2 separate regions of the Homo sapiens genome follow, and region 1 is linked to region 2. The links are chromatin loops, found by intact Hi-C in ENCODE. Cell type or tissue: dorsolateral prefrontal cortex. All regions are shown on one strand.

Region 1 (5,000 bases), 160 kb after region 2:
GAAAGATGCTTCTGTAGGAAGGAAAAGCTTCTATAGGAAGATGGATCAATTATCAGGTCCCTTCTAGATTTAAAGACCTACAATGCTGCGTTGGAAGGGGAGTATGGGGGCAGGTATTGCAGTAAGACTGAGTTCATTTGCCTCATCATTGCCACCCTCAACTGTTACTGAGTAACCTTTGTTGAATCCTTGTGCTTGTTGGGACAAGATTTTGTGCTTTATCTACCTTCCAGAATGAATTAAAGAATCAAATGAAACTGTGTGCACAACACTTTTCAAATGCAGACATCAACAGTTGATTAATACTCTGAATTTAATCTCTGGGGTAGTTTTTTGGTTGACTGCAAAAGATTTACCAGTCTCCAAAATGATTTTCTTCAGCTGCTTTTTCTACACCCAGCAAGTCACACAGTCTGTATTAGCTATATCAGTGGTTCTCAAACTCGAACGTGCATCAGATTCTGGAGAGCTTGTTGAGAACAGATTGCTGGTTCCCATCCTCAGAGTTTCTGATTCAGTAGGTTGGGTGTGGGTCCCAGGAATTTGCATTTCTAAGTTCCCAGGTGATGCTGCTGTTCATGATGGCTCTAGGGCTATACTCTGAGAACTAATGGTCGAATTCTTTGATGCATTTAATATTTATATTGACTTTTCATGTCTTGATTACTTCCAAGATATCTCATAGTATGTCTGTGAAATGAGCAGAAGTCAGGCAGTCTTAGGGATATTCTATAACTATACAGACTAAGGCCCAAAGACTGGAAGTGATGAGGACTGGAGGACCTCACAGTGAATCAATAGTCAAGTGGTAATAAAACCAGGATTTTTCTGGACATCCATTTCAGCCTCCTTTCCCATTGGGCTGGACTGCCCCCTACTGGCCGGTCAATCGTGGTCACTAACTACCCCTCTAATCCCCCCCAAACTTAGGCTGGTGACAGGCTGCAAGGCTGCCCTTGCAGTTCAGTGTCATGAGTGTCTTCTGGTGCCTGGTGCTTGTGAGGCATCTGTTTCTTTTGGTGGAAGGTGTGAATTGAAGAATGAATTCTCACTTTCTCAGATTCTTCAGTTGGAAACTATCCCATCTGTCCCTCTGCAATCAGTAAGCACTGTGCTGGCAGCACTCTGCAGGGAAGACAGTGCCACCACCCACATGGCTTTTCCAGACCAAACTGGAGTCAGGCTCCTTTGAGTCCTTTTCTCCACTAAGCTTTATTCTTGGCCTGCAGAGCCAGCTTTAGCAAAGAATCCTGCTAAGCCAGTTTATCAAGAATTCCCCTACCCTTGATATCCAATCAAACTCTTCTTCCTCCATCCTTGTTCTCTAATCAGGTTCCTCTTCCCCCTCACCCTTGACACTCAACCAAGTCCCTCTTAGTAATTTTTCATCCTCTCTCACCCTGCCCGCTGGCTGTAAATCTCCACTGGTCCCTGTGTATGGGGAGTTGAGTTCAATCTCTCTCCTATTGCAATAGTCCTGAATAAAATGTTTTGCCGCTTTTAACACATGTCCAGTGAATTATTATTATTATTTCTAACACTAAGAATATACTTGAGGTTCCTCTTTCTGTGCCAAGGTATTCCTTTTTCTGGGTACCAATGGGTAGTTATATTGGTGTCCTCAAAATTGCCCTGAAAACGGAATGATTTGTCACTCCAGCTATGAAGCCTCAGCCCTTGAGTTGATAGGGAATTTATTCACATCCTTCTAAAACTGCTTTTGCCAACACCCACATCTGGAGGCCCTGCTGGCCGTGGGTAAGGGGACAGTAATGTTTCAACCTTCTGCCCATTTACCCCTTCTCACACTCTATGAAGACCCCCATTCTTTTCCACCTGCTGAGGCCAGGGGTCTTGTGGATCCCAGGTGAGGCTAGAGGGGGACTGGCAGTGCCGACAGCCTGGAGGAGGTGAGTTGGGATAGTGCTGAATCCTTCTAAGCTGCCCAGCCAAGAAGGGTAGGAGGTGTCAGGAATGAAAACCAACCAGTGAGCGCTAAAAACCCAACAACAAGCACTTAGTCCTGCGAAGCGGCAGAGAAAGGCTCAGTCTTTTGGCAGTATTTTTTTTCTTCCTCCCTTCTCCCTTTCCGGATTCACAGCAATCTTCTCTGGGCTGAGCAGGTTTGTCTGCTGCTGTTACTATGGCTGCTGCTGCTCTTGGATGCCCGTGTGTGTGTGCATGTGTGTGTGCGCGCACACGCGGGCGAGAGCGTGTGTATGAGAGCATGCGTGCGTGTTTTCTCCAGAGTGACTGGTTTGTGCTGTCATCAGCCGTTGTTTTGGTAAATGGCGAGTTAAACAGATATATCCAAGCGTAAAATCTAAAAAATGTTCCCTCTGGGCGCCTGGGGGGTGTTGTTTGAAATCAACTACATATCAATTGAGCGGCGGCGAGCGGATCCGATGATAAATTCCAGTCCACAGACGCCTTATAAATTACATTTTTTTGTTCGCGATCTTGCCTCATCTCAGCTCCCCAGAGGCCCTTAGACTGAGAACTATGATTGTGTTGGAGAAACGTTTGCTCAGCTTGAGTGAGGCCATTAGCATTGCATGTGCCAGTCCGTCCCTGCGCTCCCCCCACCTCCCCCTGGCCCCCCCACCCGCCCCTTTAACAAAATACAATATGTGCCTGGTAATTTTTCTGTTCATTATCTCATTGTTTTCTGTAAGTACAAGGTTAGATTGAATTACTGCGGGCTCCGCCGTCTATTTGTAATTCTCCTTCCATGCCGAGCTGCTAATGAATGGGCAATTTAGTCAATTCTTTGTAACGGCTTCTTCTGTGCGTCAGCCACTTAATTACTCTGAGCCTTTCTCACTGCTGCTTTATTGCACGGAAAGTCGGGGCTGCTTTGAGGGCTTGGCATAGGGATCTCCAGCTTCCAAAAAGGAAAAAAAAAAAAAAAAAAGAGGAAAAATTGTCAGAGGCAACCAGGATTCGGTATTCTTGCTGCTTCCTGCGGTGGCTGGAGAAACATTCTGTGCCCTCAGCCCACACAGCCCCCGTTCTGTCTGCACACAGGGTTTATCTTCCTCCTTCTTTGCTGACAGTTGGCTTAATCCTGGCTGTGGCAGTCACTGTCGGGTGGCAGAAAGGCTCAGGCTCCTGCACAGAGAACAGTATCCTAGGGGAAGGTCCTGGTGTTTTAAAACATTATTATTAGCCTGATTGGTATGCCACCTATCCCTCTTATCAGTATCTCCAAATCATAGCCAGAGGTCCCATTCTGTGACATCCAATGTTTCCTCTTTGCCTTAATACAGAGCACCTCACCCTTGTGACATCGGGAACTGGGCGGGGTGTTTATTATCCCCATTTAACAAAGGGAAATAGCAAGTCCGGGCAGGTGAAGGGACTTACTCGGGTCAATGAACCAGGAATGTCAGAACCAGGACTTGCATCCAGATAACCCAAGACACCTGTCCTCTTCCCATGCCATCCTGCTGCCCAAGGGAAGACTTAAGAATATTGTCCTGTCACTGAACTCAAGTGTCCCAAGGTGGAAATAGAGTAAGTTGGCTTTAAAGGGACCGGGACAATTCTGGAAAGGGAGGAGACTTTCCGGTAGTGGCTGAGGGGCTAAAAACCCCCAAGGAACTGGGAACTCATTAAATAGAACATCCGTTTTCAATGTGGCACGTTTGGATACATCTGTCATGCTACCAGGATATTTCTGTGTGGCCCAGAGTTATTACAGATGCACGTATAATTTATCGTCCAAACTGGGACATGTCTGAAAGTGAAATGAGGCAGGATCATGCTGGAGCCACAGGAGTGAACTGGGACTGTCCGGAGCAAGCTGGGTCGTATGGTCACCCGACCCAGGTAATGAGAATGTGTAAATGCTGTGCAGATAGCGTGTCTTCAGACCGGACTTACTCTGATGATAATACTTAGAGGGAGTCCCACCAGCTGGATCTACCCTGAGTTTACAGACATTCCCTGTGTTGCACATTGCAGTGATGTATATGAGCTACAGGGCATCTTTACCCAAATCCAGAAAGTGATGGATTCCACAAACACTGAGTGAGCACCCAGCTAGGTAATAGAGACATAAGAATGAGAAGACAAGGTTTCTGGCATTTTGATCCGACTGCTCTACCAGAAGGAAGGTAAATGGTTGTCTAAATGTCGCTAATCTCCCCAGATAGCCTCCTGAATGCGCCGGGCCTTGCTTAAAAAGCTATTGTTTTCCTCTGGATTCTGGCTCACTCCTCTTCATCCTTTGGATGTCAGCATAAATGTTGCCTCCTTCAGGAAGCCTTCCCTGATCTCCAAGATTATATTAGGACCCCTTTTATTCTATTTCATGGCATCGTATACTTTTTGTCTTCATTACTTACCACAACTGTAACTAAATTATTTATGTAGTTATGTGTTCAATGTCTTTCTTTCCCCTCCCCCACTCAACCTTGACCTGTCTGTAAAAGTACAGAGCCTGGCACATAGATCTAGAAAAGTGTGTTAAACTGAACAGAGCCAACCACTTTTCTGGGTCAAGCTCTAGTTGCTTCCTCTGCCGAAAGCCTTCCTGGGTTGCTGCAGCCTGTTCTAATCTCTCTCTTCTCTGAGTTCCATGTAGCTCACACAATCTGCAAAGCATCACGACATTCTCTATTCTATCCTGGCTGTGCCCATTTTCTATAACTTCAGGGTTCTGAAATCAATTTAGTAGGCTGAGACCAGGAGGATGAGGAGGAGTGGGGAGGAGAGGAATAGAAGCAAATGGTGGAAAATACTGGGATGCATCACGCTTGGTAAGGTGAAGGATTGTGTCAGGAAACTCATTTCAGTTATGTCTGTGTACACACATAACACACACATGCACACACACACATGCACACATACATATGTGAGGTTGGTCACAGTGTGAGAAGTGTGTCTTAAACTGAGGCGCAGTCCAGAAAGTTTTGCCAACCCTGCCCAAGGGTGGCGCCTGCTCAAGGGTTGCATTTGTGTGAGTTTGTCAGGAGGAGCTAAGTGGGCCTCTGATG
Region 2 (5,000 bases):
TGCAAGGAACATGTGGGAAGGAAAGACTGGACCGATTCTGCCTGGAGCAGGGAGAGAATGCTTCCTGGAGGAGGCAGCTATTAAACTGAGGCAGGAAGGAGAAGTCAGCGTTCACTAGGCAGACAGTAGGAAATGGTGTATCTGGCAGAGAACAGCAGGTGCTAGGGCTTGGAGATGCAAAAGTGACAGTTAAAAGATATCACCTTAAAATTATTGAATTTTAGAGCCAGAAGGGACCTTGGAGATCATGAAATCTAGTGGGTTTTCAAACATGTTTTGGTCTTATTTCAAGCATATGTAGAATTCCATTGTATACACCAGTTAATATTAATAGCTAACATTCATTGAGCGTTTACCGTATGCCAGACACTTTACCTGTGTTAATTCAATTACTTTTCCCAACAATCCTTTGAGTTAGGTTACTACTAACATCTTAATTTATAGATGAGGAAAATGAGGCATAGAGGAGTTAAGAAACTTGCTCATGGTCACACAGTGTCAGTGAAAAGGCTAGGAATTGAACCCAGGTAGCCTGGTTCCTAGCCTAGGCATGTGGTTACCAGGCTGTATGGCCTCTGTAGATGTGAAGGTGGAGCTGCTTGTTTAAGGAGGGGTGGTACCCAAAAGGCCTTGTCCCCTCCTCATCCACACATTTCCCGCTGAGACCCATGGATATAACCTGCCAGCAAGAGGCTCCCTCTGAAACCACTGATTTAGATCAATCATATGATGGAGAAGCCATATCTGTCAGGTTATGCCATAGATTCCAAGGTTGTCCTGTAATGATGAGTAAGCCAGGGAAGGCTTTCTGGGGAGGGAGTGCCCATTTCATGTCATTAACACCCATTCTCTAACCATGTGGGGTGTTTTCTAGCAAAAGCTTCAGCCTTGTGGGGAGGATGCATGGGGGTTGGCAGGACAGCACATGGCTTGGTTTCCAGCCAGGACTCCTTGGTCGGTTTTCTTCAGCACTGAAGTACTCAGGTCCCAGGCCTGAGGGCAGAGGCAGGAGGAGCAAGACTCTCAGCGGACTCCATGTGGTTGATGATTGGCAGGTGGAGATGAGGAGCATGTGGGAAGTCTGCAGGTCCCAGGCAGAAAGTGCACTGCCAGGGCATCAGTGCAGGTCCCGGACATCAGTGCAGCGCCAGAGCATCAGTGCAGGTTCCGGGCAGGGCATCAGTGCAGTGCCAAGGCATCAGTGCAGTGGGTAGGAGGGACAACCCCCTTCACACTGACCGCCCCCCTCAGCTTGCTTTAAAACAGAAGAGGGTGGGATTTTGCCTTGGTGTCGGGAAAGGGCACGGTTATGTGAGGGCTGGTGGACAGGGGAGCAGTAGTTTGATTCTTGTTGGAGGCCACCCCTCCCAGTTCCCCTTACTGAGGGATTGGGGGGTACTAGAAACCCTCTGAGCTTCCAGGTCCTCATTCTAAGCTTCTAGTGTCAGCTTCCAGGGGCCAGTGGAGACCCTGCCTCCTCCAGGGTTCTTTCCTGACCTCCCAGCCCGTAGGGTCCTCGGTCCCTTGGGGCATCACTAGATCCCTCTCTGGTTCTTGCTGGTACTTTTGGCCACAGCTTTACACCCTGCTTTCCCATCCCTAGGTGCTGTTTCCCCCAGGTGGGCATCCAGCCTGTTCCAGGTATTGATTCATCCAGCATTTAGTGAGTGGCTACTCCAGGCGTCAGGCACCAAGAGGGGCCTGCCCCTCAGCAGCTCCCAGTGTGGTGTGTGTGTGTGTGTGTATGTACATGTGTGTATGTCTATATGTATGTGTACATGTATATGTATGCATATATATGAGATGTGTGCATGTGTATACGTGTGCATGTGTGTATGTATATGTGTATATGTGTGTATGTGTATATGGGTGTATGTGTGTGCATATCTTTGTATACATGTGTATATGTGTTTATATCTGTGTGTATGTGTGTATATGTATGTGTATGCATGTATATGCATGTGTGTATAAGTGTATGAATATGTGTGTATAAATGTATGTATATGCATATGTGTATAAATGTGTGTATGTATATGCATATGTGTATATAAATGTGTGTATGTATATGGGTTTATAAGTGTATGTATATATGTGTATGTGTGTATAAACGTGTGTATGTATGTATAAGTGTGTGTATGTATATGTGTATGTGTGTATGTATGTGTATGTGTGTGTATGTATATTTGTATAAATGTGTGTATGTATATGTGTGTGTATGTATATTTGTATAAATGTGTGTATGTATATGTATGTATAAGCATGTATATGTATGTTTATGTATATGTGTGTATATGTGTGTATGTGTGTATATGTGTGTGTGCATGTGTGTGTATATGTGTGTATCTGTGTCAGACTGACAACTGAGCAGGGAGACCAAGTCAATGACTGTGGTTTGGTCTGAGGAGGGCTGAGACACACACAGGCTGAGGGCCCAAACTTACCCTGAAAACTGCGGCCGAGCCCAGTAGCGGCCATCCCAGTAGCAGGTATGGGAGGCTCTTGTTAACGACCCTATCAGTGGTCCGCAAATCCACCAGAAAGGCGTAGCGTCCTTGTTAATTTCAGGCCTCTCAAAAGCAGCCCTGCCCAGCCTGTCCTGGCCCTCTCCCCTGAACATGTCATCCCTAAAATCTTGACCTCCTACACTTAAGGAGGGCCCTCCTTCCCTCCATCAACCCCATGCCCAAAGCAATCCCCTAAATCCACAGCATCCCGAATTCCAGTAACCCTTTAGAGGTTCGCGCATCCCATTACTGTTTTGGCCCTGTCCTGTCCTGCGTGGGCCAGCCAGTGTGATGTTGGTTCCTTAGCAGCCCTGGGGAGAAGCAGAGGGCGGGGGGCGTGGGGAGAGTCGAAGGAGCCATCCTGGATCCGTAGGCCTCCCGTCCGTCCGCGGGTCAGTGCGGCATCGCGGACACCAGGGGGCGCCAGAGCGTCGGGTTTCGCGCGGCTGCCCTTCGCAGTCCAGACGGCGCGGCGCGCGGCGGCCGCCAGGGGTCAGCAGAGCTCAGGGCCGCGGGCGCGAAGCGCGGGGCTCAGGGCTGGGCGGCGGCAGCTGCGTTCCCGGCTCCGAGCGCCGTTCTCTGTTAGGAGGGTAATTTAGAGCAATTACACCGATTATTATTGCTTTTCTAATTAGTGCTTTTCCTACAGAATTAGCCGAGTGTTTATTAGGAGCTGCTTGTTGCCAGCCGCTTAACTGCTTCGCTGCCGGGCGCGGGCGAGGGGAGGGGCGCCGCGTGGGGCTGCCTGGTTATGTGGTTTCGCATAAAAGCACGGATTAAATATTCATTCTCCTTTGTTACATATAGCATTAAATTTTTATCAGCTGTATGTTTTCCCTGAAGTTTTCCCTGCGTGTTAACGTTCAGGCGGACTGCAGAGGAACTCCTGGGCCTTGGCTCGTGGGGAGGACAGATCTGTGATCCTGGAGGCCAGAGGGTTCCCTCTGACATCTGTGACACCGTTAGACTTTTCCCAAGCGTGTGTCCCCGGATCCTTCTAATACCGCTGCGACGGAAGCAGGATGGATGGGGAAACTGAGACCCGCGGTGAGGGGTCTTGCATGACACTCCCAGGGCTGACACAAACCAGATTGTGGGGTCCGGCACGGAGTCTCTACCACTGTCATCTTTGGGACCTTCTAAGTCTTCAGGCCCCTCGGGAACCTCCAGCGTCACCCTGGCCATGCAGTGCCATGTGGGTGGGCCCAAGCCTCCCCTCTCACAGGAACACAGGCTTCAAACTTTTCCCAGCTCTATCCATCTAAGCCCTGCCAGGAGGGGGTCGGATACCTACGGTGCTCCTGGATTCTGCCACCTCCCGTGCGGGTGAACCTTCTGGAGCGCTTGACCCAGAGAAGTGGCTACACTTGGGGCGGGAGGCAGAGGGGAGAGATTTGGGGTTTATTCAGTGCACTCCCCTTTATGGCGAGTTAATTGTTACTTGCTTTGCCTCCAGGAGGCGGGGGACTCTTCTCACTTCACCAGTCCTGGGGAACCCATGTGAGAAAAACTAGAGGCACAAATGCGCCCACAGCAAACCAGAGGGTGTGGTTTGTACTGCCCGGCCTTGGTTCACGGTTCAAAAGGCTTCTTGGAAAACCACTGCCCCGGTGCATTCAAGTGTTTGTTTACAGCTCATTAACTACTTGATGGAAAGGTTGGGGTGGGGGAAATATTGACAGAAAATCAATCAGAAATGAAGATTAACGATCTCCAAAATATTCCTGTGGGTCCATAGGGAAATGGGACTTGAGTTCTAAAACCAGGGTCTCATAAACTGAGATATTGTTTCTCCATTTGCCTTTGCGCAGAGAGAGGTCACCAGGAATCAGGTTGTGACGAGTGGCCACACCTGCAGGGAATTTGAGATGGGCCTCCAAGGGAACCTTTTAGCTGTAAGGCCTGTTCCTCCTGGCCTTTGTTCCTGTCAGCAGGCAGAGAATAGAGAAGAAACTCAGGTTGGTTCACTTCACCACCACCGTGAGACTGGGCAAGCTGGGACCAGGACAGGGTCCCACGGGTGCCTTCGCTGCGTCCCATGCCTCTGTTCCTGTTTTATTAACTGGATGAGATCAGGCTTCCCAGGTGGAGCTGGAAGGGAAAGGCAGGCAGGTATTTTCAAATAAGCCCATGGGAGCTAGAGGTCAAATAACAGCTGGGAGATGCCTCACGCCAAACCCAGGGTGGCTCTGGAATGGCACCGGCCACAGTGGGTCCAATCACAGGGTGGAGAGGAGCCCAGGCTTGGTCCCCGCCCCCCAGTTCTGCTCGCAGGCTTCCGTCTTCATCTTCCCTCTTTCCATGTGACTGCAGTTCAGGCAGGGTACAGTGGTGTTTTAAGCTTCTGCCCCTCACCCTGAACACAGCTGCGTAGGACCCTCCAGAGGCACTCCGGTCTGGGGCAATGTCTCTACTGAGTCCCGCCCCAGGCTGCTTTGGTTGCCTGGGAGAATTCCCAGGTCCCCCTGCTGCATAGGCCTGTTTGGGACCCTGCAC

The links. A loop is a pair of places that touch in the nucleus more often than their neighbours do. Peaks named below come from ENCODE experiments on the same cell type or tissue, not always from the same donor. Only the 100,000 strongest peaks of a DNase experiment are listed, where the experiment ranks them.
Region 1: a loop joins it to region 2, with 5 times the contacts of the local background. A loop is called at or near these places in 18 of 110 quality-filtered maps.

What each region holds. Positions count from the first base shown.
Region 1 is chr18:47,592,192-47,597,191 of GRCh38, reverse strand. MIR4527HG (MIR4527 host gene) reads right to left here. Exons shown (of 3, transcript NR_147192.1): 3 at 2,642-3,143. Among named protein-coding and RNA genes, the nearest start is that of MIR4527, 210 kb to the right of the region's middle. In dorsolateral prefrontal cortex, a CTCF peak has its summit at 877 (motif pointing left); DNase peaks (open chromatin) are centred at 1,143, 2,173, 2,796 and 2,992; H3K4me3 peaks cover 1,414 bases; H3K27ac peaks cover 2,103 bases; H3K27me3 peaks cover 1,307 bases.
Region 2 is chr18:47,747,275-47,752,274 of GRCh38, reverse strand. No RefSeq gene overlaps it. Among named protein-coding and RNA genes, the nearest start is that of SMAD2, 180 kb to the left of the region's middle. RefSeq lists a silencer at 2,909-3,088. In dorsolateral prefrontal cortex, CTCF peaks have their summits at 2,758 and 2,958 (motif pointing right); DNase peaks (open chromatin) are centred at 2,894 and 3,474; H3K4me3 peaks cover 471 bases; H3K27me3 peaks cover 1,358 bases.